Linked DNA regions of Homo sapiens: all the other regions are linked to region 5. The links are chromatin loops, found by intact Hi-C in ENCODE. Cell type or tissue: mammary epithelial cell. All regions are shown on one strand. Region 1 overlaps LOC105372529 (a long non-coding RNA gene). Region 2 has its middle 73 kb from the start of LINC02871. Region 3 overlaps JAG1 (jagged canonical Notch ligand 1). Region 4 overlaps LOC105372529 (a long non-coding RNA gene). Region 5 has its middle 330 kb from the start of LINC00687. Region 6 has its middle 410 kb from the start of LINC02871. Region 7 overlaps SNAP25-AS1 (SNAP25 antisense RNA 1).

Region 1 (4,000 bases), 150 kb after region 5:
GTATGTGTAGGAGACTGGTTCTAGAACACTTCTTGGACGCAAAAATCCATGAACACTCAAGTTCCTGATATAAAATGGCACAATATTTCCATATATATATTTGTTGATTGATTGGCTGAATTTACCACCAATCTTAAAACTCATTGCTTTAAACTTGATTTGACGTAAAGGAGCATGTGCGTGCTTCAGAGTTATCAAGATGTTAAATTGGAGCTTTCAACTGAAGCACCAAGACATGATAGACATCAGATTCCAATCAGATGCTGAACCATGAGCAAAAGGAAATGATTGGGAACCATTTTGATAACTTTTGAATTTGTCACAAAAGGATAAAGGGTCAGTGATTGAATACTAGAGAGAAGATTTCTTTATGATGAGTTGTGCTATGAGATCCAGGTCCTATTCTAGAAAGGTGAGGAAACATTTTCTCTGCCCCTCAAGTTTACTGAGAGTGGCTTTACTGGGACCACTTGAAGAACTTGGAAAGTGTTGTCCTCATGGCAAGAAGATCACAGTGACTCGGGTCTGATCTCCACCTGAGTATCCTAAGGTAAAAAGCCTACAACTTTCAGCTCTAGAGGGCAGGACAAGAAGAAGTGAGAGTTGAGGATCAAATTTAGGAAGTAACCACAGTTCCAACAACAGTGGGACAAAAGATGCATTGGTGTCCTATGATCCGTATGTAGGTCAAATGGAAAAGTAGGAACCTAAAGCCACCTTGATTCTTGTCCAAAATGACCATTGAGTAGGCTGTTGGTAATCCAGTTGTGTGTGTTGAATGAGTAACCAGAAAACTAGTGGCTGAGGGCAGAGTCAGAGTTAGAGGAACAGAACACATCATCCACATCACAGGAGGTGGGTTAGCACAGCCCAGCATGAGAACCAAAATAAACCTTTGAAAGCGTCCATAAAAGTGTGATTTCAACCTCCACCAAAACCAGAGAATGTGAAACTATTTCATGGTAGTGTCTGATAAGGATTTTCTGCTCTCCTTTCCTTCCCTCCTGCCTCCTTCACTTATTCAAGGAGATGTTATTAATATAGCTATTGAGTGGTGGAGAGAAAAGGGAAAAAGAGAAACGTAATCATAGCTTCTCTCCAAAAGCAGGGAGCCAGCCTGTAGCCAGCCCCAGCTAGGGAGAAAACGCATGCTAATGTTAAATCTGGTTCAGAGTTGATTATTATCTAGAGGTAGATATTTTAAGTGTTTAATTGTGACTAAATGGCTTGAAATGATATATGACTTTCCTGTTATCATTGTTTTTAAGAGACGGGGTCTCACTATGCTGCCCAGGTTGGTCATGAATCCTGGGCTCAAGTGATTCTCCCACATGGCTAGGATGACAGCCATGCACCCACTACATCTGGCTCATATATGACTTTCTATTAATTTAAAGGTAACTATAAAACCATGATGACTGCCTAGATTTTTGTCTGAAAGCAGAGGAGGTAGCCACTTTGGCTTCCCACCAAACTGGTTTAAAGGGACAGTGAGAGAGAAAAATAAATCTCCCTTTGTGATCACACTCTATGAGTTACACACAATTAACATGTTGACCCATGAGTAAGGCTTGAAGGACTGATACATGAAGACCAATGTGTGGTGGGTGGGGTGGCAACTGTAGCCCATGTTTGAGTACGTGAGACCAATAACCCAACTCACATTGTTTTACCCTGTGATGTTGGACCAGATCCCCAGAGCTGCCTGAGCATGTGTTCACTAAACCAATACAAGACCGAGTACTTTTAAACAATAATTGTGCGTAAGAGCCAATAGCTGATTTTGTTAAATGTGAAGATTTCCAGGCCTCACCCAAGATATTCTGATTCATAAGGTTCAGAGTAGATTATTAGCATCTCAAGTTGTTATGATGTAGGTGGTCTGGCATCTCTCTTGGGAAACTTAGTTTTAGGGCAGTGCTTCTCAAACTTTAACGAACATATGTATCACCAGGACATGTGGTTAAAGTGCATTTTGTTTCATGGGTCTGGAATGTGTGAGATGCTGTGTTTCTTACAATCTTCTAGGTGATACCAGTCCAAGCACTTACCATTTGAGTAACAATGGTTAGGACACTGCTTCTCAAACCCACCTTCTTTGTCTTAAGAATACAGATAGAACTTGCTCAAAACACAGATTTTCAGGTGAGGTCTCCAACCTCAACTTTTTGACTCACAGTCTTCAAGTGAGACATCTAGGTAGTGAGGAGAATCAGACAGTGTCTGATGGAAGACATCAGGGACAGCCTCAGGCAGTATGAACAAAGGAGCTATGCCTGATGAGTAGGCAATATGGGGAAATAGAGGAAAAATCCAAAGCCACTAGTTCTACTTCAATCCTCCTGGACCGTGGGAGAAAATTCTAAATGTTTCTCTGGGTGGCTTATTACCCAAGTTCACCTCACACAAAGACTCTCACTCTAGCTTGGTGGTTTTCAATCATGAGTGCACACCAGAACTATCTGGAGGCTTAAAAACTATCAATGCTGGCTGGGTACAGTGGCTCATGCTTGTAATCTCAGCATTTTGGGAGGCCGAGGTGGGTGGATCACTTGAGGTCAGGAGTTCAAGATCAGCCTGGCCAACATGGTGAAACACCCTCTCTAATAAAATACAAAAATTAGCCGGGTGTGGTGACAGGTGCCTACTCAGGAGGCTGAGTAGGAGACTCGCTTGAACCCCAGAGGCAGAGGTTGCAGTGAGCCAAGATCGCGCCACTGCACTCCAGCCTGGTTGACAGAGCGAGACTACGTCTCAAAAACAAACAAACAAACAAACAAAGAAATAAAAAAATCAATGCTGGTCCCTAATCCCTAGAGATTCTGATTTAACTGGCCTAGGTATTGGCATTCTGATTTAACTGGCCTAGGTGCTGGAATTCTTAGAAGTTCCTCCCAGTAATGAGCAGTAAAAGTTGAGTACCGGAAGATGTGGTCTGAAAGAGTCCTGCATGAAGAAAATCTTACCCCATCATTTTGTAACTCTGGCTAAAATCCTTTACTTGTAGTCATTTGAGGTCAATGTATTGCTTCCAAAAGTTTTCTGTCAAAAACTCTCTTGCCCAAAATTGTATCATATGGACAATTTTACACCCATTAAAATACTGGCAATGTTGAGTCCCTCGAACTGCCCAACAGCCACTAGTGAAAAGCTTGATGTTATTTTTGTGTTATAGTAACTACTGGCATGAATTCCATTGCATCATGCTTTCCATTTGTACTTGTTATCTATTTTTACAATGGTCTTTAAGTGATATTTTATTATTGCTACAAGAAGATGAAGATGTGAAAACCCAGGGAGTTTAATTGATCTCTCTTTCAAGCTCTAGTCCTACAGATTGAATTGACTTAGTTAAAACTAAGGATGTTAAAGGAACTTAAAATGCAACATGACTAAATAAATCAAAATCTTCTCCGTCAACCTGGACCTCTTCCAGCACCTTGTCTCCATTAATGTCAGGGCTTTTGCTCTGGTTTTGCAATCCAGAAATCTTAGAGTTACCTTTGAAACCTCTGTCTCCTCTCCATCATCTCTCACATCCAGTCCTTCACCAAACCCGTTTGATTTTACCTCTTGACACCTGCTAAATGTACTGATTTTCTTCATATTCTCTACCACCACCTACTTGAGTTCCTGTGTAATCATCTTTCCTGCATTCAATCCTCCTCATCAGTCTACTTGAATCAATACCCCTTACCTCTTTCCTACCCATTTTCTCTTTTCAGACCATATTCTTTTGAAACCCCAAGTCTCTTAGGATAAAGACAAGTCTATTTCTGTTATAATAAAAACAAATATGGCTGAGTGTGATGGCTCACACCTGTGGTCACAGTGCTTTGGGTGGCCAAGGTAGGAGAATTCCTTGAGGCCAGGAGTTCAAGACCAGCCTCGGCAACATAGTGAGACTCTGTTTCCACAAAAACATTTTTCTTTTTTAAATAGCTAGGCATGGTGGATCCTGCCTCTTGTCTCTAGATACTCAGGAGACTGAGGCAGGAGA
Region 2 (4,000 bases), 440 kb after region 5:
TTGCTACTGAAAGTAATCTCAAGAATCTGACTCTCAAAGTGAAATGCTATGATTGGGTTGCAAATATATCAAACAGAGAAATGGGACAAGAGATATCTTAAGCACACAGCGGCAACATGACTACTCCGCTCAGCACAGGATATAGGGCAAGTATAAGCAAGGCACTGGGACATCAAGTGGCTGTGCTACTGTATCATCATGGCAACGTTAGCGATTGTAAGGACTGTGAAGTCACCTTTCTTGTCACTATAATCCTAGAAAATAAACACAAGGAAAATAAAAATTTTAAATTATGTGCATAAAATTAAGGAAACATGGAGAATCAGAAGATCTTTACAGCGGAATTGAGTCGCTTATCTCCTGTAGTCAGAAAACAGATATGGTTTAGGATTTAAAGTTTGTAGAGTTGCAGTGCTTTTCAAACATTCAGCCCAACCAGGCATCCTGTGCTAAGGTAAGAGCAATATTGGGAAAGAAGTGAAACCCTGAGATAGGATATAGGGATATTTGGGTAGATATAGATAAGGCTAAGACTCTTGAAATTCTAAATTCCACTGGATTTTCTTTCCAATAAAGGCAAAATAACAGGCCAAAATATTTACCATATTTCTGAGCAAATTATAGAAGTATGCCCCCATTAGGCTGGGTATGGTGGCTCACACCTCTAATCCCAGCACTTTGGGAGGACAAGGCAGGCAGATCACTTATGGCCAGGAATTCGAAACCAGCCTGGCCAACATAGTGGTTGTCTCTACTAAAAATCCAAAAAAAAAAAAAAAAAAAAAAAAAAAAAAGATAGCTGGGCATGGTGGCACACACCTGTAATCCCAGCTACTTGGGAGGCTGAGACATGAGAATTGCTTGAACCTGGGAAACGGAGGTTGCAGTGAGCCAAGATCATGCCACTGCACTCTAGCCTGGGTGACAGAGGGAAACTCTGTCTCAAAAAATAATAATAAGTATGCCCCCATTAGAGTCTTGAGAAATACAAGAGTAATCATTTCTGGTACATACTTTTTAATTTACCCCCTTTTGGCATGTGAAAACTACAATAACAAAAGTTGACTCATGCAGAATGACAGTAGATTACCAAAAACTTAATTCTAAGGTCATGGTAACCATAAATACAGTTAAAGAATAGTCAATCTCCACTACATAAAGTCAACACAAACTCTATCACCTGGTGTGCAGCTATTGACCTGATAAATATTTTCTTCCCTTTACAATTAAGAAAGAAAGTCTTTTTCTCAGAGACAAGTCAACGATGTCTATCGTAATAGGGAACATAATCAACTTGAAATTCCATAGAACATAATGTTAGTCTAATTCATGGATCACAATGGACTTGGTAAGCATGAAATATTATGTTCCTTAGATAACTTAGTAAGGTATATGCATTCCAAATTGTGAGAGAGAGACTGTGCAGAAGTTCAACAGCCAGCCACACTGGGGCTTATGGGGACCCAGCAGTGTGGGTTATGCCAGGCTACTCCTTCTAAAGTGAGAGTCCCACTGGAAGTTTGAGTCTTCAATCTGAAGACTCCTGTGCATACATATTAAATAAATTTCCATGCTTTTTCTCCTATTAAAAAATAAAAAATAAAGTGAGTTTAATTTCTGCAACTTACACCACTCATCTCAAAGAGACTCAAATTTGGGAGATCTCTTTGGGTTTTGGAAACAATACATAACACATTTGGGTGTGTTTCTCTGTACCATTTATTTGATAACCCATAAGACTGCAAATTTTGAATGGGACTCAGAGTACAAAAGATATTCTATAGTAGTAGAGGCTTTGGTATAAGCTGCTATACCATGTGGGTCTATGACGCAGAAGAATCAATAATGATTGATTTGTCTGTGGTAGGCAGGATTGCTGAATAGCTTGCCTGGCATGCCCCAAGTAGAAAATCATCTACAGATGTCTAGGATTTGGTAGGATATGCTCTTCTTTGCTGATAACTATTTTCTATTTGGAATGCTGCATTTAGATTGCTGGTAGGTCCATATACAAAGTGGATATGGAGGCTGTGAATCAATAGCATAGTTTTTCTCTCATCAAGGCTGACCTGGCTACTACTATTGCTGTATGCAGCCAACAACAGAGGCAAATGCTGATAATCCAAGACTGTAGAATTTCCTGCCAACCCCGGTCAGCCATCTGGTGGCAGTTGACTACATCAGGGAAAGAGATAACAGCCTCTAAATATACTATACTCACATAGACATATATTCAGGATACTGATTTTGCTTTCCTGCCCACAGTGCTTCTGCAAGCACAAGCATTTGTGGAATTACAGAATTCCTTATTCATTGCCATAGTATCCTGTACAACATTGCCCCCAACCAGGAGATTCATTTTACAGCAAAGGTAATGAGGCGGTGTGTTCATACTCATGGAATCACCACATGACCCATCAGTCAGAAATAGTTGGTGTCACAGAAGTATGGGATGACCAGGAGAAAGATCAATAACAAAACCAGCGGTAAGTCAACACATTAGAGTACTGGGTGTTATATTATAGATGCCATACCTGTTTTAAATATGTGACCAACATATTTTGCTTTTTTAAAAAACTTAGCCTGAATGTACACATCCAGGAACTAAGTAGTAGACTGATCCCTCTCACTATTATATCAATAACTCACTTAAAAATTTTTTTTTCTCATCCTTATAGCCTAAGGTTCACTGTGCTTAGAGGTCTTGAGATCCAAGGCAGGAATGATTCCACCAGGAAAAAATGATCAATAACTCAATGATTTGGAAACTGAGACTTCACCCTGGCCACGTGGTCCCTTGTACCATTGAGTCTAATACAGTGTGGGTAAGAAGACTGTTTGAAGGGCATATGCATTCAGTGGAGTACCTGTTAGTACTCTTTTAGCCAAAAGTTTTTGGCCAATGGAAAACTGGCAACCCAAAAAAGACAAGACCACCAAGAACTCATATCTTCTACAAACAATGTCTTTAGTCACGCTACCTGGTAAAGAACATGGATTATGTATATGGCATTGGCATATGGTAAGGTTGGTAATGGTAAAGGAAATATGTACTGACTTACAGGAGGCAATAGTGATTACCAATTTTGGCTCATCACCAAGTACAGAAGCAAAGACTGTAGTAGTTATGTCTTATTTATTTTCTTTATCCTTGAGTTCACCACCACCTTATATGAAAATGTGAGTGATGGTTATCCATTTAAATGGTAGATAGGAGGATTACTGGATAGATAACATCTACAGTGATGTGATATCTGATGGGGTTTCATGTAGTCCCTGGGTAGAAGGCACAACCTTTTCACCCAGATGAAAGGGAAGAGAAAAACCTGAGAAAAAGAGGAGTAGACCAGATGTGCTTTTCACTATGCTGCATCCTGCTTTCCGTTCCAGCACACAGACCTTGTAAGAATATCAGTGGTTCCCTTCCCTCTGACTCCTAGTTGGGTTTAGCCAGTGGAAAGCCTTGACCTTGACAGAAGATGAGGTGGAAGGAAGAAGGTGATGTCATGGTGTCTACCATACTGGCTCACTCTGTGAGATCAGCCCAGGATGGCTGTGTCCCTGCGCCTCTCAAGGGGATCTTCTCTACACACTTTCTCCTGCTGTCAGGTTCTGGAACTATTTTCCTCCCTTATCCCTTTTGGCCCAAGCATAGTAAGAGATAAGCAGCTTGTGTTATCCCCACACTATCCCTTATGATTCCTCTATTCCCCACCCACACTCTGTAGTTAACTTCTTCGTAAAACAGACAAAATTCCTATTTTGAATTGTCAAAATTCAAGCATACCACCTGTTTGTTGTTGGGGGCCTGACTGATACTTCCCACACGTCGAATCCACCATCGGCTCTACCAGAATTATTGCAGTAGCTTTGGAACTGGCCTAACTTCTTTTCCCCTTGCCTCCCTCTAGTGTATTCTCAACATGGCAGCCAGAGCAATCCTTTTAAAAGGTAAATGAGCAGAAGAGTTTTTCCTAGGTTTTCTTCTAGGGTTTCTTTC
Region 3 (4,000 bases), 890 kb after region 5:
ATGCAAGGAACAGGCAGTGTGCTGACACGCCCTTCTCTGTTTTTTACAGCTATTTGCCGACAAGGCTGCAGTCCTAAGCATGGGTCTTGCAAACTCCCAGGTGACTGCAGGTAAATCAACTGGTCTTTTGTGAGATTTCTTTTAATTTTCCTTTATGTAAGAGAGGAACTGACTTTATTGTGACTATGCCTCTTTTTTCCTTGGAGAACAAGAAAGCTTTTTTAAAAAAAAAATTCAGATAGACACATCCGAAGCTTATTAAATTATACCAGCTGTCTGGTGGAATGCACACACCACTTCTCTCTTGGAATAAAAAGAAACTCTTTGGGCATAGCCAGTGACTTCATGTATTAACTGTTCTGTAAATTGATAACACATTTTTATAATCTTCCCTTATAGTGCTGATGGGCTAGATGGAGGGATGTGGGCTTGTTTCTTTGCGTCTCTCTCCTCTTCCACCAAGGCTTTCTTCTCCCAGCCCCCTCCCCGACTTTTCCCATCAATAGGCGAAAGTCCAGCATTCTTTAGAATGGGATTAGTCCAATCTCCTGGCCCCTTTGCAGGCGGGAGCTGGGTTGGTGCTGAGAGGTTAATGGCTGCCCTGGAATCTTGTCAGTTGAGCCTGATGAATGTAGACTTTTGCTGCAGTCCTTTGAAGTCTGTTCCTTTATGGTCCAGGAACAATGCGGAAGCCAAAGGGAGGCCTGCCCTGACCACTTCACGATGGCGGGTTTTGGAACTTCTTGAAATTTATATTACGCCCGTTTGGAAAAGGCTTATTTTGGGAAATATTGTTGGTGTCTGTGGTGTTTTTGGCAGTCTTAATGCTTTGCTCTCCCTCCTCCCAAATTTTAAGGAGTAACGCTAAATGGATCCTTTGAGCCTGTCACTTTTGCCCCCAAAGCTACTCTGACATGAGTAAAGGGAATCTTATGAAACATAGTCTAAACCAGTATGTCCCAAACTAATGTTATTTGGGGCTCTTATTAAAACGCAGGTCCTGATTCTATAGGTCTGGGCTGAGCCCAGGTTTCTGCATTTCTAACAAGCTCCCAAGCGATGCTGCTGATGGAACCATCAGCAATCACTGCCCCCAGACCTCAGTACTCAAAGTGTAACTTCCAGAATTAACAAGGGAGCTGTTAAAATGCAGGTTCGTGGGCTCCGTCCCACATCCATAGAATCCTAGTCCTTGGTTTGGCCCAGGAGTCTGCATTTGACAAGCTGGCCACATGACTTTGCTGCTTAGTAAATTTTGAGGCTACTCCTTTAAAGAGAACTATCTGTGGCCTTTACCTTTATGATTCCACCGCTCCGTCTGTTCCCCTCCCATGCAAGGGGGAACATGGAACTAAATTAAGAACTGGTTGTCCCGAATTGTCTCTTCCTACACTTCAGAAAGATAGTTTATTTCCTGGAAGGCTGAGGGGCTTCTCCTGCTGTCTCCCATTGGTGGCGATGGACTGTAGTATTTAACAGCATTGCTGTCCAATGCGGAGCAGGAATCCACCTACCTTAACTCTTCCTAATTAAGGGTGTTCTGGAGAAAGTCCCAATGGCAGTGCTATTAGTGATTCCAAGCCTGCTGCCTGCTCAGATGGATATCAGCGGAGGCCGACTGTGATTTGTGCTGCTGTCATCAGAACACACATACAGCTATACAGGGGAGGGCCCTCCCAGCCAGAACAACAGGCTTTGTTTCCAGAATTTAGCCCTTTCTCTTTCGAAGTCCCACCTCCCTCTCCCTGCCCAGACACGCACTGATGGCCTTATTTACTTAAGGTGCGACTTTCCCACACATCATTTGCATAGTCTCCCAGCCCAGTTTTCCCTCCCTACCTTGAAAGAAAGTCAAAACAGAACCTTCACGCTGAGGAAGTTCAGGTTGTGTCCTGCTGCAGAAATAGTTGAATGGCAAGTTACCTGCAAGTTGTCTTTTGGATTATGTATTACACAGGTTATTTTTTTTTTCACCCCCACATGAGAAAATTTACTGGTTTTTGTTGTTCCCAAGTAGACTGAGTCCCTTTCCCTGGGTATACATGCTTGCTTATTGCAAGCCTGCCAATAATATCAAACTTAATTATGAATCATCATCTGAGGAAAGTCACTTCAATTTCTCATGAGAATCTTAATCATATATTATTAAACTGGGATAACTTGGTTGGTGCCTCTTTTAGGGTCAGTATTTTTATTTGTTTTCTTTTGAAGTCATCCATGGCCTCTTGTGGTTGCTTTTTTATGCTTGGGGATTGAGGTCTCTTTAATTAGGTGAGGTTGGGTCCTCAGCTGCCTCTCCTTGCCTTTATGAGGCAACTTGAAGAGGGCTAGTGATCCTGAATTTGGAAGAGAATAAGGGAAGACGGTGAGAATATTGCCATTTCGTAATCAGTTCCCTCTTACTATCTTTCAGGCTAAGAATATCAGCCTTGACAGAATGGCTACACCCTTACCTCCCACTAACGTGGGTGTCCGCTTTTGAGAAATTATTTAGATTGTAATTTTGTTCTTATCTTACTCCTTTAGTCACTTGTCACGTTGACATTCCATTTTACATAAACCAGAATCCAGTGTCTAACTTTAAACCACACATTCTAGTGATTTCTTTGCATGTGGGTGTGCATAGCTTGGTTTCAGAAGTTAGGAAGTGGTTAGTCAGTATTCTCAGGGGTTAAGTTGACTCTCAGCCGTGGGTGATTAGCTATTAGCTAGATCCCTATAATTTTCCCATGACAAGGATTTGCTAGCCTGCCTCCCGCTCTTGGGAAACCGAAAGCCTTTCCTTCTGGGGAGCTAGAGGGGGCGGGGGTTGTTTTCCAGAGTTACAGCTGAGCAGCTTAGGGGGTTGGCGCTGATCGTGGCTTTTCCCAGGTCCCGTTCTGGAAACATGTTGCCCATCCCACCCGCACCCCACCCTCCACCCTCCACCCTCCACGCTCCACCGGGAGGCTAGTTGATGTTTCTCCCTGCCTTCCCCCACCCTTGTTAAAGCTTGGCTCTTGAGAAGGCAATTAAAGTTTCAGAGGGCTTGAAAATTCAAGGGAGAGTGGTTTGAGACGCTGCCCCCTCTCCCACCCCAGATGAAAGTTGTTGTATTTGTTTTTGTTTTTGCTTGGGGATCAGAGGCACTATTTGGCCCCAAAAGAGTATGATTAATCAAGGTGCTTATATAAAAGAACCTCAACTCCGCCAATACTAGATAAATTAAGCAGACTGCTTTCTTTTTTTTTTCTTTTCTTGGCAAAGCAAGAAATCACTATAAATTAGCACACAGTAATGGGACACAAATTATGGAGTTGGTTCCAAGTGTTGTCATTTCCTTCTCCTTCCCTATAGAAGTGGGTTTAGAGAGCCTACTCTGGCTTTGGCCAAGGGAGGGTGCCCCTTTCTCTCCTTGTTTTTTTAAATAAAGCGTCATCGTGAGGCAGTTTCCTGCTGCACTTGGTGGCTTGTTGCATTTCTGTGCACTGGGGTCATGACTTTCTGTGCAGACAAAGAGCAGAGTGGCAAGTGCAGCGTCTGCAGAGACTTTGGCATAGCTCTCTTGTCACCGAGAGAGTCCTTTCCTCTATAGTCTGTCGCAACTAGGTGCACGGGTTGATTTATTCCATGCCTTCACCTTTGGCTCACTCGTGTGAGCCTGAGAAGAGAGTGGCTTTGTGAAGGGCATCCCCATGCTGGCCTCTTCCCAAACAGCCCTCCTTTTGTCAGGAGTCGGCTGGGAGGGGACCTCAGCTCAACTGTGAAAATGTTTGTTTATACGGAGCCCCTGATGAGCCTTGGGAGTCTACCTTCCTGTCCCCAGAAACAAAACAGAAAAAGCCTGGACTTTGCAGTCTTCCATTTGAATTGTACAGGTGTCTCTTAACGTTCAAAAGGCTAACCTGGAGGTGTGCTGTGTGTCTCCAGGTGCCAGTACGGCTGGCAAGGCCTGTACTGTGATAAGTGCATCCCACACCCGGGATGCGTCCACGGCATCTGTAATGAGCCCTGGCAGTGC
Region 4 (4,000 bases), 190 kb after region 5:
TGGGGAAAAAAGAGATTAGAGTAGATCAGGGTGTCTCAAATTCTCATGTGCACATGAATTACTTGGAGATCGTGTTACAATGCAAATTTTGATGTAGCAGGTGGAAGTGAGGCCTAAGATGTTGCATTTCTAACCTATTCTCATGTGGTGCCTGTGATGCTGATGTTCCTGGTGTATGGACTACTATACTCTTTGAGTAGCAAAGGGTTAGGTCAGAGAGTCATGGAATATTGGCTTAAAAAAAGCCCTTAGGAATTCCCTATCCAGTCCTGTCTCTAAAGTCCTATTCAGCTCCTAGAATCCTTGAGGTTTGGGGAAAAAAAGGTCCATTCACATTCCTCAGGGGGCCTTGGTGCTCATAGCTCTGAAAGAATTTAATGGTCATTTGAATTGTTCTATAAAACAACAAATATGACTTCAGAATAACTCCAGTTTCCTTATAAGGAAAGCCTTAATTCTTGCCTAATGGCCTGCAGTTAAGTGAAGAGCTCTTTTAGCTCCTATTTTCAACTCAATAGAGGCAGGATAATCTTTACATCTGCTTTAATTGACCTCCTCAAGGCCACTCTCATCAAGTGTTTATTCTATGCAGGAAAACATGGCTGGTCCTAATAACTGCTGTTACTTAAAACCAGCAAAAAGAATATCAGAGGAGCAGCAGAGAATCATACACTCAGTCGACAAACTTTCCAGCTTTTTTCATGTGGGTGCATATGGTGGCCGGTGGAAAAATACTACATATTACCACAAATATGCTATACTGTATATATAGTTTATATATAGATATACTACAATATATTAATTTATTGCACACCTCCATGAAGCTCCACAGTGTGCTCTGAAGTTCACAGATTCTTAGTCTTGAATACAAGACCTGCTACTTTCTTATGAACCAGGCAATGAGTGCTTTTAGTGAGCTGTACCACCAGACGCAGTGCTACCCTCTACAATTGGAGTCATTCAGTTTGTCCTAAATGGGTGGGCATATTTTCTGCATTTGCAATTTGGATTTCAAGGCTGGGAATACTAGAGCTGAGGAAGCCAGAGTACAAAAGGAAAGAATAAAAGGGCAAAGGACTAAAACCAACAGAGAAAGGCAATTACAAGGTGTATAAATGTACACTGTGCAGAGGTAAGGATTTATTACACTGTGTGTGTGTGTGTGTGTGTGTGTGTGTGTGTGTGTGTTTTGCATGAAAGGTAAGGGGAAAAAAGCTGACATTTGTTAGGCGGAATTCGATAAGTGCAGTTGCAAAGAATAAAGGGAGCTTTCAGAAAGCAGGCAGCTGCAGCGGAGCCTGAAGCCATGGTACTTGATACCGCAATATACTCTCTCAATGATTCTAGGCAGCTTTTGAGAACAGCAGGGAGGCATTCAGGGTGGAGGACAATGGCAAATGTCAAGAATGAAAGAAAGAATCTAGAGTTTAAAAGACTGTTGAGTGACAAGTAGGCCAGATCAAAGAAAGAAATTTATCAAGTATTTATAATTATCATGCTAATAGAGATCAATAATCATGAAGAGAAACCATAGCAAAAAAAAAATAAATAAATAAGCCAATGGCTTTCAATCTTAAAAACAAATCCCCTCAACAAAAAGACAGTAGATGAAGCAATCGATGGAAGATACAAACATTCACCTTTTCATCCATTCTGATTTTTCATTTTATATTTTGTTACTCAAGTCATCAATGAAAAGCAAGTGTCTTAAGCTAGTCTGAATTTCTTTGTTTTGAAAATTATACAGTGGAAAGATTTTTAGAGAAGCACAAGATGGGGCTGGTGTATCATCCACTGCAAATGGAGCCACAGATACCATGTCTAAGCAAGACATTTTGATCCACAGGAAATATTTTGGGAGAGGCAACATTCTGAAAACATATCACCTAGGTCCTCCGGGCTTGTTTTCAACTTCCTTCTCACTTCCGTGCTGTGCCCCACACAGGTGTGCATGTGCAAAGCTCTCTCATGGCAGATTGGGAGGTCGGGCTTGAAGGAAAAACCCTGTGTTTGGAAACTTGCTTGGGCTTGCTAAGGACCAGGGTGGTTTGGAAGCCCAGGGAGAAATGTTGAAATCAGTCATTGCGAAATCCCTTTTGCAATAAGTAATGAATAAAGACTGAGGAAAAATCTCTTTCCTCCCCAAAGTAAAAACCTACCACTTAACTTGTCTAAACAGCTTGTCATAATAGAAGCTTAAAGGCAACATGAAGTGCTTCCCACAGCCAAGGCCAGAACCTCCAGCCATCACTGATTGATTGGTTCATTCAGTAAATATCTGTCAAGAAACAGTATATGACAAGCACAGTCCTGGACACTGCACCGAAGAACAGAAACATGACAACTCCCTTTATAGCTGTCAGACATCAAACCGAGACATCACCTCCTCAGAGAGTTCACTGACACTTTATCTCACCTGGCCCCACCTCAATTACTCTCTATGTTGTGGCTCTGATTATTTATATCATAGCCCTTGATACATCTGAATTCTGTTATTTTAAAAAATCAGGGCCTGTCTCCACCCACTACAATATCACTGCAAAGACCTATTCTGAATTGCTCAGTGCTGTATCCCTAGCATTTAGAACAATGCCCTAGATATAGTAGTAGCTCAAAAAAAAATGTTTCTTAAGGGAACAAATGAAGATGATGTAAACCATCTGACAACCCCACTAAACAGAGACAATGTCCTACACAAAGAGAAAACTTCAAAGCAGTAAGTGAAAGATCTATAAGATAAATCAACACATTTCTATTGAAGTTAAATTTTAAAAGATCACTTCGAAAAAAGTCCACTGGAGGAAACTCCTAAAATTTTCCATTTGGCTTTGGATCCAAATCAGCATTAAAAAAATATCCCCTAGTAACTCATTCATTTTTTTTAAAATGACATCCTGGCAATAACATGTTCTGATCAGTAGAACATAATAGAGTTCAGAAATTATGCAAAATGCACACAGGAGTTGAACATATATCAAAGGCAACATTTGAAATCAGTTATGTTGTATTGTTTAAGAAAAACCTGATTTGTCTTCTCAAAATAATTTAAATTTGGATCTTATTCTTTATCTCAATATAAATTGCACATTAAATTACTCTTTAATGTAATTAAACAGAAAGTTCTAGAAAAGAACCTTGGTAATGTGTAACATAATTTGTAATGAGAAATGTATAAAACTTTCTAATTGTTTTAGGCTATTCTTGCATCACTATAAAGAAATATCTGAGACTGGGTAATTTGTAAAGAAAAGAGGGTTAATTGGCTCATAGTTCTGCAAGCTCTACAGGAAGCATGGTGCTGGCATCTGCTCTGCATCTGGGGAGGCCTCAGGGAGCTTTTACTCATGGCAGAAGGCAAGATAGGAGCAGGCACATTACTTGGTGAGAACAGGAGCAAGAGAGAGCAAGGAGAAGATGCCACACCCTTTTAAACAATCAGATCTTACAAGAATTCACTCACTGTCACAAGGACAGCACCAAAGGAATAGTACTAAACCATTCATGCGAAATACACTTCCATGATCCAGTCACCTCCTACTAGGCCCCACCTCCAACACTGGGGATTACCAATCAACATGAGAGTTGGAGGGAATGTCCAAACTGTATCACTAATTAAAAAACATTATATCTAAAGAACAAAGTCAGAAGAGAGGTGATAACAAGCAAGGGAAATATTCATAATTCATATTACAATTGTCCTCAGTTTGTAAAAAGATTTTATACATCAATAAGAAAAAGTGAGCAAGGATTTAAACAAGCAAAAGAATGCAAAGATTTACAATAAATGAACCAATGTTGAATATTATACAAAATTTTAAAATCCAAAATAATATAGCAATGTGACATAATTTCCTACCTTAAAAATGAAGAACATATTTTAAGTATATTTTTATACCATGTTGGTAAGATTGTGATAAAAAATATATTCAAACATTGAAGGTAAAAATAGATTACTATATTTTTAAACGGCAATTTGGTAATGTGTTTGAAAATTAAAACA
Region 5 (4,000 bases):
TCAAATAAATATAATCTTGGTGAATATTAGAGGGGCACGAAGAAAACAAGCCGCCAAATGAAATTTTATAGGACAGGCATATTCTGAGTACTCAGAGAGAAAGAGAAATTCAAAGGGCTTTTTGAACAAGTGATTCCGGAGACAAATTTTGAAGGAGAAGTTTTGTGGCGATGACTTGGGAGTGGGAAATGATTCCATCACTCCTGTTTCCCAGCTGAGATAAGGGAATTCTGTTAGCTGCACACTGCACGGACAGAAACAGGGTTACCTGGAGAGCCCTGACAGCAATGTTTGTGGTGAAGATGTGGTTCTGGAAGTGAATTTCCATCCAGGCATTGTGCTGACTCTATCACTTAGCAGTTCTGTCATCAATATCTTTGGATTTCAATTTCCTCATCTATAAAACACGATTAATAATGGCTACCTCATAGGGTTATTGTGTGGCTTAAATACATGTGTTTGGGTAAAACACTCCAAATAGGTTGGTTAATGTTATATTCGGGGAAACCTCGATGGGTCAGCTGAGGCACGCCTTTTGGAGGAGGAGAATATTGGCGAACATGGTAAAACCCCGTCTCTACTAAAAAAATACAAAAAAATTAGCCAGGGGTGGTGGCGAGAGCCTGTAATCCCAGCTCCTTGGGAGGTTGAGGCAGGAGAATCGCTTGAACTGGGGAGGTGGAGGTTGCAGTGGGCCAAGATTGTGCCACGGCACTCTGGCCTGGGTGACAAGAGCAAGACTCCGTCTAAAGAAAAAACCACTGGGTAGGCTGGGCTCGGTTGCTCACGCCTGTAATCCCAGCACTTTAGGAGACCAAAGTGGGCAGATCTCCTGAGGTTAGGAGTTCGAGACCAGCCTGGCCAACGTGGTGAAACCCAGTCTTAACTAAAAATACAAAAGTTAGCCAGGCATGGTGGCTTGCGCCTGTAATCCCAGCTAGTCGGGAGGCTGAGGCAGGAGAATCACTTGAAACCGGGAGGCAGAGGTTGCAGTGAGCCGAGATCGCGTCATTGCACTCCAGCCTGGGCAACAAGAACAAAACTTCATCTCAAAAAACAAACAAACAAACAAACAAACAAACCCAAAACCATCAAGGAGCCCTGAACACTCAGAAAAGGTAATTCTAGAGGGAGACAATTAGATCCATGGAGTTGAGTCATCATTAGTTTCATCAAAGAGAAGAAACACGCTGAGTCCTCAGAGACAGCCACTTTCTGAGACCCAGTGTCTGTGCGTTATTCTTTGACAGAAGTTCTCCCTGACGGATGCAGCCGTTGGTCCCAGTCTCTACTTCGTCTTGACTGTGATGATTCTCTACGTATAAAACCCTCCACCAAATTATAAACTAGGGAGACTCAGCTAAATATAGGTGCTCAAAAACATACTGAATTTGAATGTTGGACGGTTTAGTGCCCAGCTTCCCCACACATATTCACAACACATCAAAACACAATAACGTTAGCCCATGTGTCTGTGCCAGTACTTCCCTTTTAAAAAATCAAAAATACAGCCAGCAGATGGCGAGAGTGGATCATATTTGAACTGTAGGTAAACTAGGTTTTCAGTAGTAGTTTTTGGAGACACTCCTCAGTTACTTTTTATTTGTTGTTTGTTTTGGTTTCCTTTTCCTTTGAATGGAATCAAGTTTGCACCTCAGGGCAGAATTAGAAGTAATCACGAAGGTAACTAAGAAAAAAAAAAACAAGGTGAACTAGGGCTTAAGAGCTCTAAATACATCATTTTATTAACTCTCAAACATTTTTTAGGAGGGTAAGTTTGGAAGGGGAGAGGAGTAAAAAGCCAAATAGTTTGGATAATCGCCCAAATGTAGGTAGGTTGATTAAAATAGTCATTCATTTCTGAAGTACTCAGCAATACTGCTTCCAAGATATGTCCCTTATATTTTACTCTCACATATAATTATTGGCCAAAAATTGTGGGCTCAACTCTAGAGGATAAATTTTACAGGTCATAAATGTTCTAAATGTTGTTCTTCTCTGGACTGCCCAAGGCAGCCTGAACAACAGGCTGAGATTTGCTTCAGGTTATCTCTCCACCATCTTCAACGCTCGCCCACAAATGAGATGCCAAGGGTCACTCTGTGTCAGGACTTGGTGAGAAAAGCCACTGGAATGTTTAATTTCTCTCTGGACAGAAAGCTTCTTTGTCCACACATGTATTGTAATGCTGGGACACACAGTTGTCCATGGGGGGAAAGAAAGGGCTACAAAGAATGCAGAAAAAATATATAAGTCAAGCACATAGTTACCTAGGAAGGTAAATGTGAGGATTGGGGAAGTTTACAGAAAATAAAAATTGTTCACAGGATCGCTAAATATTTCCTCACTCTTTAAGATGACATTAAGGTATGTTAATTTTTAAGCTATTTTAATGTTTGAGAATCATGACTCTATGAGAGAGAGAGAGAGAGAATGCCTGTATTTCCAAGTTTGCAAGTAAGTAAGGTCAAGTTAGAAAGTCAGAGACAGGAAGCGGAATGTGTGTGTGTGTGTGTGTGTGTGTGTGTGTGTGTGTGTGTGTGTGTGTGTAGAATATTCCTGTCTGCTTTGTGCCACAAATTCTTGGAAAGGCTGCTGTACGCCTAAGTTTAGCTCCACTATATAGCTTGTTGCAGTTTCTGTACCTAAAAGAAGGGTCCTTGTGTCCCCACAAAAAATCTTTTCAGTTATTGGGTGAGCTATGCCCATCCACTTAGCATAGGTATTTACAAACACAACAACATAGATGACACACATGATAACCATTTTATAAAGAAAGGTTTCAGAATTATTTTTAGCTTGTAATTTTATTCTGATTGATGTCTTCATTGAATATACTGGACAGACTTTTAAACAGTTAATAAAACAACACACCTCTAATATCTGTTTGTGAAAATGTAAACTAGATATGCTTACATAAGGAAAAAAACTAAAGCAAGGTAAAAACGTAGATATTTTCGAAGCAACTCATCTAAAACTAACTTCCAAACATACTTTAAAAGTTTGAATCTAACAATATTCTTCAGAACATTGGTTGACTAATTTAACTAGTTTTTTTTTAAAGCAAAAAAGGTAAAAAGATTTTGGACACAGTATTATATTAATGTGACACCAGAAAACATCTAAAGGTTAAAAATCCAGGAAACTGTCTAGCATACAAAGGCATGTTCATTCATGGAAATACTTTGTTGTGAAAACAAGTAATTGATGTGTTTATGTTCTTAACATTAAAAACATAAAGATACAAAATTGTGCAAATAGTATGAATGCAAAACACCACAAATTAAAACAAATTCATAGACAATATGACTGGGAGAAAATTCATCGATAACTCCATAGCAGAAATACCTGGGGGTGATGTTCTGGTTCATTTATTTCTGAATTTCTCTGTAATTTTCCCCTAGATTTTAATGGCTATTTATTTTCTATTAAAAAGACACGTATAAACATGTAAGTATTCATGTTTTAAGTCATCATTTTGCATAGTTCTGTTTCCAGCCTCAGTTTGTTCTTCTGCAAAATAAAGGCATTCTGGTATCCCACGTGTCTGTATCAAAACAACCCCTTGAGCATTAAAAAAATAAATAAATAAAATGACTAATAAGACATGTATAGACTTTAGAGGTGGCTTGCAATTACAATTTTATTATTAAAATAAGACTTATTAAAATAAGAGAGAAAACATGTATCTTTGGTAATGTGAAAAGAAGAAGAATTCGCAGCTTATTCTTCTCATATCATAAAGTTTTTTCCACCTACAAGATACCACAGTGTCTCACATGGAACCCTTACAGAGTTACTCCTTTTGGTTAAAACATTTGCCTTTATCCCAGCACTTTGGGAGGCCGAGGCAGGCGGATCACGAGGTCAGGAAATCAAGACCTTCCTGGCTAACAAGGTGAAACCTCGTCTCTACTAAAAATACAAAAGTTAGCCGGGCGTGGTGGCGGGCACCTGTAGTCCCAGCTATCCGGGAAGCTGAGGCAGCAGAATGGCGTGA
Region 6 (4,000 bases), 110 kb after region 5:
GTATGTATAGATGTTTCTCCACTTATAATGGGATTACATCCTTATAAACTCATTGTAAGTTGAATATATTGTAAATCGAAAATCCATTTAATACACCTAACCTGACAAACATCATAGCTTAGCCTAGCCCACCTTGAACATGCCCAGAACGCTTACGTTAGCCTGCAGTTGAGCAAAATCATCTAACCTGAAGCCCCTTTTATAAAAAAGTCTAGAATATCCCATTACTTTATGCAATACTGTACTGAAAGTGAAAAACAGAATGGTTTCATACCATCCTAAAGGCAAAAATAATCTTAAGTTGAACCATAGTAAGTTGGAGACAGTCTATATAGGGTTTAGTACTGTGTTTTCAGGCACCCACTGGTGGTCTTGGAATGCATCTCTTGAGAATAAGGGGGCACTATTGTATTCCATCAATATTAAATTTCTCCAATTTACTTTTGTTTTGTGGTTATGTAAGAAAATTTTCATATTCTTGGAAGATACACAGTGAAGTAATTAGAAATTAAGAGTTATGATGTCTGAAACAATCTCAAAAGTTTCGTCAGTATTAATAATTTCAAGTACAAATGCATAAATATATTTATATGTAGGTACATGCATACAGATAGAGATGTAGATCTATTTAGAGAGAGAGAGGAAACAGCAGAATGTCAATGACTGAGGAATATGGGTGACAGGTATTGTAAAGTTTATTGTAATTTTTTTGCAACTTTTTGCTACTTTTTTTTCAATATAAAAAGCTAAATAAGGTATAAATGCCTGTATAAAAATGGAATAAAAAATAGTGTTTGATATTATTTTACTTATAACTTTATAACTTGGGGAACATGAAGAGAGTGAGGGAAGAGGTGAGGTTTGTTTCCATTGTGAGCATGAAGAGGACATGCAGGTTTCTTTCTGTTTCTTTGTGCAGTGCCCATGAATGGACCGTGGGGCACTCTGTGATCCCTTGGGATCAACGAATGAAGGTTTCCTATACTCACTGACACTTGTCCTCTCTCCCCAGTGAATCAGCCAATTCCTCATGTCTTCGCGGCTCCATCTACTGTCATGCAGTCATAGCGCCACAATTCACATTTCCCAGGGGCTTTGAAACTATTTAATAGATAATCCTCATTCCACTTTAGGAAGGTAAGAAAATTTAGATGGACCATTTTACGGAAAGACAGAGATAGGGAACAAAGATTAAAAGAACCTTTAGTCATGGTGTAAGTCTGTATTAAAACTGAAAATACTCCTCTTTGGAGCTTCTAGTGAGGATTAATACAGTAATTCACTTTCAAATATTATACTATAGCGATCTTCAGAAACTAAACATTAGTAATCGCAGGCATCATGTGTTATTCTTTGCAATTATTATTTTGCTGCTTCTCATATCCCCTGAGGATGTTTCAACCATTAAGCTCCTTTTAGCTGTGGAGATTTACTGCCTTTGTTGTGTGTGACTGACTCACTAAACAATAACACGGGATAAAGATTTTTGCTTTTATTTTCTTTTGTTACCTTATGGAGTACACTGGGGTGTGACTCCAGTGCTAATGAAATGTTCAAAAAAAAAAAAAAACTTTAAGTCTCAGCATTTTGAATATGAATACTAAATCCCAAGTGACTAGAGTGGGACCAGTTGTGACCCCAAATTGGAAAATTTTAGAGTTCATGTTTCCTTCTTCCTTCATTTTACAAAGAATCACATCTAAACAATTTGAAAATTGTGCTAGACCATTCTTCAGAGACTGCTTCTGTTTCAAAAATGGGTGAGACTGAAGGCTTATATTGAATTCAACATGGATTTCACCTTGGCACATTCCTAAAGAGTGAATAACTGAAAGATGCAGGAGACAAAAATGCGGGAAGGTGGGCAGTGTTCTCCCATGCTTCCGCTGAAGCTCAGAAAAGCACTCTCAGAATTAGGCTATTTTGGAAGCCTTTGCAGGGTGAGATGTCAAATGGGTCCCAAAGGTCTAGAAATACAGACTTATGTCACTTAAATATTACAATAATTATGGTGTCCTGCTTTAAAAAAGACCTGAAGCTTGCCTGTGGATGGGGATGTTAGAAAGGTTGCTCTTGTGAGTGACTGTGAAGGGTGGAGAGAGGCTTACTTGAAATCAGAAAGTTGTAACACTGGATATGTATAGTTGTGGCTCCTAGTGAGCTGAAGTAGCCAGTAGATATTTGAGGTGTCTGCTTGTGTGCATTTTGTGGACAGTTACATAGTTCATTTCGACTGAGTGCAGTTTTCTGTATGCATATAGTGTTCTCAAGGATGAAATCTTGCATATGTGAAATCTTTGCCTTTGTGTCCCCACCCAAATCTCATCGTGTAGCTCCCATGATTCCCATGTGTTGTGGGAGTGGCTGAGTGGGAGATGATTGAATCATAGGGGTGGGTATTTTTCTGTGCTGTTCTTACAGTGGTAAATGGGTCTCATGAGATCTCATGGTTTTGAAAATGGGAGTTTCCCCACACAAGCTCTTTTTTTGCCTGCTGCCATCCGTGTAAGACATGACTTGTTCCTCCTTACCTTCTGCCATGATTGTGAGGCCTCCTCAGCCACATGGAACTGTGAGTCCAATTAAACCTCTTTCTTTTGTAAACTGCTCAGCCTTGGGTATGCCTTTATCAGCAGCATGAAAATGGACTAATATAGTAAATTGTTACCAGTAGAGTGGGGCACTACTGTAGATACCTGAAAATGTGGAAACGACTCTGGAACTTGGTAACAGGCAGGGATTAGAACAGTTTGGGGGGCTCACAAGAAGACAGAAAAATGTGAGAAGTTTGGAACTGCCTAGAAACTTCTTGAATGGCTTTGCCCAAAATGCTAATAGTAATATGGACAATAAAGTCCAGGCTGAGGTGGCCTCAGATGGAAATGAGGAACTTGTTGGGAAATGAGGAACTTGTTATGTTTTAGCAGATACTGGTTGCATTTTGCCTCTGCCCTAGAGATTTGTGGAACTTCGAACTTGAGAGAGATGATTTACAGTACCTGGTGGAAGAAATTTCAAAGCAGCAAAGCTTTCAAGAGGTGACTTGGGTGCTGTTAAAGTCATTCAGTTTTAAAGGAAAACAGAGCATAAAAGTTTGGAAAATTTGCAGCCTGACAATGAGATAGAAGAGAAAATTCCATTTTCTGAGGAGAAATTCAAGCCAGCTGCAGAAATTTGCAAAAGTAATGAGGAGCTGAATGTTAATCACCAAGACAATAGGGAAAATGTCTCCAGCGTGTGTCAGAGACCTTTGTGACAACCCCTCCCTTCACAGGCCAGGAGGTTTAGGAGGAATAAACGTCTTAAATATTGGGTCAGGCCCATGGTCCCTCCACTGTGTGCAGACTAGAGACTTGGTGCCCTGAATCCTAGCCACTCTAGTCATGAATAAAAGGGGCCAAAGTACAGCTTGGGCTATTGCTTCAGAGGGTGCAAGCCCCAAGTCTTGGTAGGTTCCACATGGTGTTGAGCCTTCGGGTGCACAAAAGTCAAGAACTGAGGTTTGGTTACCTCTGCCTAGATTTTGGATGATGCATGGAAACGCCTGGATGCCCAGGCAGAAGTTTGCTGCAGGGGCAGAGCCCTCATGGGGAACTTCTGGTAAGGCAATGAGGAAGGGAAATGTGGGATCAGAGCCACCACACAGAGTCCCTAATGGGCACCACCTAGTGGAGCTGTGAGAAGAGGGCTACCGTCCTCCAAACCCAGACCCCAGAATGGTAGATCCATCGGCAGCTTGCACCGTGCACCTGGAACAGCCATCAACACTCAATGCCAGCCTGTGAAAGCAGCTGGGAGGGAGGCTGTACCCTGCAATGCCACAGGGGCAGAACTGCACAAGACCATGGGAACCCATCTCTTGCATTAGCGTGACCTAGATGTGAGACATGGAATCAAAGGAGATCATTTGGAGCTCCAAGATTTGACTGCTGGATTTTGGACTTGCATGGGGCCTGTGGCCCTCTGTTTTGGCCAATTTCTCCCATTTGGAATGGCTGTA
Region 7 (4,000 bases), 1.4 Mb after region 5:
GTTTTATAATTTCTTGTCTTACATTTAGGTCTTTAATTTGTTTTGAGTTGATCTTTGTATATGGTGAGAGATAGGATCTAGTTTTATTATTCTGTGTGTGGATATTCAGTTTTCCCAGCACTCTTTATTGAGTAGACTGTCCTTTCTCTCTTACACTCAAAAGAGAAAGACAGTATCTCTTTACAGGCCACACCAAGACACCTAAGTCTGTTCTAGAAATACATCAGCTGCTCCTTCAAGGTAGATTTTAAAGCCTTGGGGAAAGTTGGGAATATTTATTGTTAAATTCTAGAATCCCTTTTTCCATAAGAGGAGATGTCTCTTCACCCATATTTCCAAAAACTATTTTCTATTTTTTTTTTTTTTTTTTGGTCTTAGGTCAACTCTGTCTCTGGATTGAGAGGATTCAGGATGAGGCTTTATTTAAGATTTTTCTGTTTCTAATCACATCCAGACAACCAGCCAATCGTATGGTTTGACTCAGTGAGAAAGATGAGCCTAACTAATCCTTGTACTCACATTGGTGGTGGTGGCTGGTGAGGGTCCTGGGCAAGCAAGCATTTTTTGAGGGACCCCCTTGCTTTGGGCACTGTTCCCACCTTGCTTTAGGCACTGTTCCGAGTACATTATTTTAGTCGAGGTTTATGACAATTCCCTGACATCACTACTATCATTATCCTCAGTTTATAAACAAGAAAATGGAAGCTCAGTAAAGGGAAGTATTTGTCAACAGTTACTCAAGATCCATATCAGTGTCACCTCTTGAACCCTATCAGCCCTTGCTAATTACAAGAGAACATCATATTCTTTTCTCTTCTTTTTTGAAATTTAAGATAAAGATAATAAGATGACATCCACCTAATATCCATTATGAGGAATTGATCATTGTTGACATTTTATCTCACTTGTTTAAAATATTTTAAAGAAAATGTTAAATGCCTTTGACCCTCACTTTCAACCCCATCCTATTGCCACTCTCATTTCCATTCCTGCCCCCAAGAGTAAATTCTTCATTTTTTTTATTTTCATACTTTTAGCAGAGACGGGGTTTCACCATGTTGGCCAGCCTGGTCTTGAACTCCTGATCTCCTCAGGTGATCTGCCCGCTTTGGCCTCCCAAAGTGCTGCGATTACAGGCGTGAGCCACCACACCTGACCCCTCTTTTTCTCATGGCATTTTGTGAAGGCTGGGTATGGGCTTTCTCTAAGTTGGTAAAAGACATCAAGAGTTCTCTCTCATTTACATTCAAGGGAGAAAGGCAGTATCTCTTTTCAGGCAACACCAAGACACCTAACTTACAGCAAAGAATAAATCTTTACTATTACTAAAGTAAGAATAAATCTTTACTATAAGTTTGCTGCTTTTTTCTTGCAGTCCATTTTTCTGTGCCTCTCAAAGACCTTTCTTGAGGCAGAAGGCTTCGTTCTCCTTACTGCTTCTCCTCCCATGGGTTTTGCGAATCCTAGTTTTTAGAAAATGCCTCCTATCTTAGCCTGCTCCCTTTGTGCTTTGGCCCCCATGGTTTGTGATGTTGCTGCCAAGGTGTGAGATCAAGATGGAGTGGTGGCCTTGGTAGAGCTGAAGCGACCCATCATCACTTTGGCTGGGACAGTTGTTTGCTCTCAACTCATGCTGATAATTGTTAAATTCCAAAGACAACTAGGAACATCCCTTTGCATTTTTTTTTTTCCTGAGCTATAGGACAACTTAATACAATGCCATCTAGTGTTCCAACCTCTGCCAGCAAGAGAACTGAGGCATCATCCAAAATACAGTAAACAGTCTTAAAAAAAGAAAAAAAGATGTTTTGACTAAAATAACATAAATCTGAAACTTGAGTTTTTTTTTTTCTTTTTAATCACCATCACAGTGAAGGATATGTTGTAGGTGGTGCCCTACTCATATCCTCCTTCCCTTTTATCCTCTTTGTCTAACCGCTGCAGGGCACAACGGTCCAGCTAAGCTAGCTGCATCTGCTTTTCTTTTTTTATTTTTTTGTCAAGGTCTTGCTCTGACCTCTTAAGCCACATTGCCCAGAGTGGAGGGCTGAAATTACAGGGAATTTCTGTGCTCTGAGAGCAGCCTCAGTAAATGACTGATACGGATTGTATTAGTGTGTTCGTGCATTGAGAAATATCTGAGACTGGGTAATTTGTAAAGAAAAGAGGTTTAATGGATTCACAGTTCTGCGGGCTGTACAGCAAGCATAATGGCTTCTGCTTCTGAGGACACCTCAGGAAGTTTCCAATCACGGTGGAAGAGGAAGGAGGTATAAGATGTCTCACACGGCAGGAGTAGGAGCAAGAGAAAGTTGGAGTGAGGGAGGTGCTATATACTTTTAAACAACTAGATCTCATTAGAACTCACTCATTATCATGGGAGCAGCACCACGGGGATGCTAAGCCATTCATGAGGAATCCACCACTGTGATCCCATCACATCCCACCAGGATCCAGGATCCATCTCCATCATCGGGGATTGCAATTCAATGTGAGTTTTGGGCAGGGACCCAGATCCAAACCATATCATGGATTGATGTATAAACATCCTGGCGTCCTCCTTTAGGTAGGATGATGATGAGGCCTGTGTCCTGCACCAGCTTCCAGAGTTCTCCAGTGGAATTATACTCCAGCTGCCCAGAGCGCCAGCCGACTTGGCTTTGCACCCTTTACTGGCTGCTGCTTCTCTGTGTCTCCATTTTTCTCTCCCCTACCGGTATTTCCTTTCCTTTCCAAGTAAACCATTTGCTTTGGAATCTTTGTCTCAGACTTTCCTAAACTAAGAAGACCTCTCTGTCGTAGATTGCAAAAATGGCCACAAACCTTCCGCCTCTCTACATCCTTATACTGTAAAGTTACAGTTCCTTTCATTAAGAAGTGGGCTCACCTTGGGTCTTGCTTTGGCCAGTAGAGTATGGAGGAAGTGATGATATGCCAGTTCCAAGTCTAGGCTTCAAGGGATCTTAAGCATTTCTCCTTTTTCTCAGAGACTTGTGAGCAAGAATATGGTTGTCGTTTAAAGCAACTAAGTTTTGGGTGATTTGTCATGCAGCAGGACTGATACAACTCCCACCCCAAGCACATTTTTGATATCCTCTTGTGTGTTCATTCCCTTGAATAAGAGTATTGTTTTCTCTAAAGAAAAGCATCTTTTCAGGCACAGAGAAGTTGATTGACCTTCTCAGATTTGCTCAGGAGAATCTGGGTGCCAGTTGTTGGCAGTATCCTGGTATATTCCTTAGCCCCAGGGCCTCTATGCTGACTCACCTTGTCTGGGTTTGCTTGCTAGCTGCTGCATTTTCTCTCTGCTACAGTGGCCAGCACAGCTGCTGTTTTTTTCCAAAGCCCTCTTTCACAGAGCTGTTAGGTAGGAGGCCACTGCGTTTCCATGATTGTGCGGATGACATATGTGTCTGACAGGGATTCTAGCACCTCAAAGCTGGCCTGGGATGGAGAGCTCACCAAAAATACTGCAGTTGCTGGATGCCAGGGAATTTATTGAGCTTTGGAGCCAGCAGGATGCAGAGTAAACAGCATAGAAATAGAGTGAGTCAGGATGCTTAATCCTGACTTTGCCTCTTGGCTAATTGTATGGCCTTGAGTGGGACCCTTGACCTGCATTTCTTTAATTGAGACAAGGTAGCCTCTGAAGTCCCTTTCAGCTCTAAAATGCTAGAATTCAAGGACCGAATAGGGCTTTATAAAAATGAAATGCCAGAAAGCATGGAGTTAGTTGTCTAATTAGAGGAAGTTCTGATAGGCTAGAACACTGGTTCTCAAAGTGGGGTCCCTAAACCTGCAGCATCGCAACATCACCTAGGAACTTGTTAGATCACAGCTCACTGCAGCCTCGAACTTCTCAGCTGAAGGGATCTTCCTCCCATGTAGATGGGACAACAGGCTCACACCACAATGCCTGGCTAATTTTTAAAAAGTTTTTGTAGAGATGGGGTCTCACTATATTGCCCAGGCTGGTCTCAAACTCCTGGCCTCGAGTGAT

The links. Hi-C counts contacts between places; a loop is a spot of excess contacts. Peaks named below come from ENCODE experiments on the same cell type or tissue, not always from the same donor. Only the 100,000 strongest peaks of a DNase experiment are listed, where the experiment ranks them.
Region 1: it touches region 5 in a loop (7-fold over the local background); 2 of 110 quality-filtered maps call a loop at or near these places.
Region 2: a loop joins it to region 5, with 7 times the contacts of the local background. A loop is called at or near these places in 2 of 110 quality-filtered maps.
Region 3: it touches region 5 in a loop (7-fold over the local background); 6 of 110 quality-filtered maps call a loop at or near these places.
Region 4: it touches region 5 in a loop (11-fold over the local background); 3 of 110 quality-filtered maps call a loop at or near these places.
Region 6: a loop joins it to region 5, with 4 times the contacts of the local background. A loop is called at or near these places in 3 of 110 quality-filtered maps.
Region 7: a loop joins it to region 5, with 20 times the contacts of the local background. A loop is called at or near these places in 7 of 110 quality-filtered maps.

What each region holds. Positions count from the first base shown.
Region 1 is chr20:11,392,600-11,396,599 of GRCh38, reverse strand. All of the region lies in intron 1 of LOC105372529 (a long non-coding RNA gene), which reads left to right. Among named protein-coding and RNA genes, the nearest start is that of LINC02871, 370 kb to the right of the region's middle. In mammary epithelial cell, no CTCF peak of the experiment used is centred here; DNase peaks (open chromatin) are centred at 1,859 and 2,279; H3K27ac peaks cover 3,198 bases.
Region 2 is chr20:11,097,252-11,101,251 of GRCh38, reverse strand. No RefSeq gene overlaps it. Among named protein-coding and RNA genes, the nearest start is that of LINC02871, 73 kb to the right of the region's middle. In mammary epithelial cell, a CTCF peak has its summit at 2,157 (motif pointing left); no DNase peak of the experiment used is centred here.
Region 3 is chr20:10,652,508-10,656,507 of GRCh38, reverse strand. It overlaps JAG1 (jagged canonical Notch ligand 1), which reads left to right. Exons shown (of 26, transcript NM_000214.3): 5 at 50-110; 6 at 3,910-4,000. Among named protein-coding and RNA genes, the nearest start is that of MIR6870, 4.8 kb to the right of the region's middle. In mammary epithelial cell, no CTCF peak of the experiment used is centred here; a DNase peak (open chromatin) is centred at 1,727; H3K27ac peaks cover 1,737 bases.
Region 4 is chr20:11,348,594-11,352,593 of GRCh38, reverse strand. All of the region lies in intron 2 of LOC105372529 (a long non-coding RNA gene), which reads left to right. Among named protein-coding and RNA genes, the nearest start is that of LINC02871, 320 kb to the right of the region's middle. In mammary epithelial cell, a CTCF peak has its summit at 1,786; a DNase peak (open chromatin) is centred at 1,993; H3K27ac peaks cover 1,470 bases.
Region 5 is chr20:11,541,762-11,545,761 of GRCh38, reverse strand. No RefSeq gene overlaps it. Among named protein-coding and RNA genes, the nearest start is that of LINC00687, 330 kb to the left of the region's middle. In mammary epithelial cell, a CTCF peak has its summit at 1,511 (motif pointing right); DNase peaks (open chromatin) are centred at 1,541 and 2,101; H3K27ac peaks cover 1,884 bases.
Region 6 is chr20:11,435,624-11,439,623 of GRCh38, reverse strand. No RefSeq gene overlaps it. Among named protein-coding and RNA genes, the nearest start is that of LINC02871, 410 kb to the right of the region's middle. In mammary epithelial cell, no CTCF peak of the experiment used is centred here; no DNase peak of the experiment used is centred here.
Region 7 is chr20:10,092,712-10,096,711 of GRCh38, reverse strand. The region is part of intron 3 of SNAP25-AS1 (SNAP25 antisense RNA 1); the gene reads left to right. Among named protein-coding and RNA genes, the nearest start is that of ANKEF1, 60 kb to the right of the region's middle. In mammary epithelial cell, a CTCF peak has its summit at 1,731 (motif pointing left); a DNase peak (open chromatin) is centred at 3,261.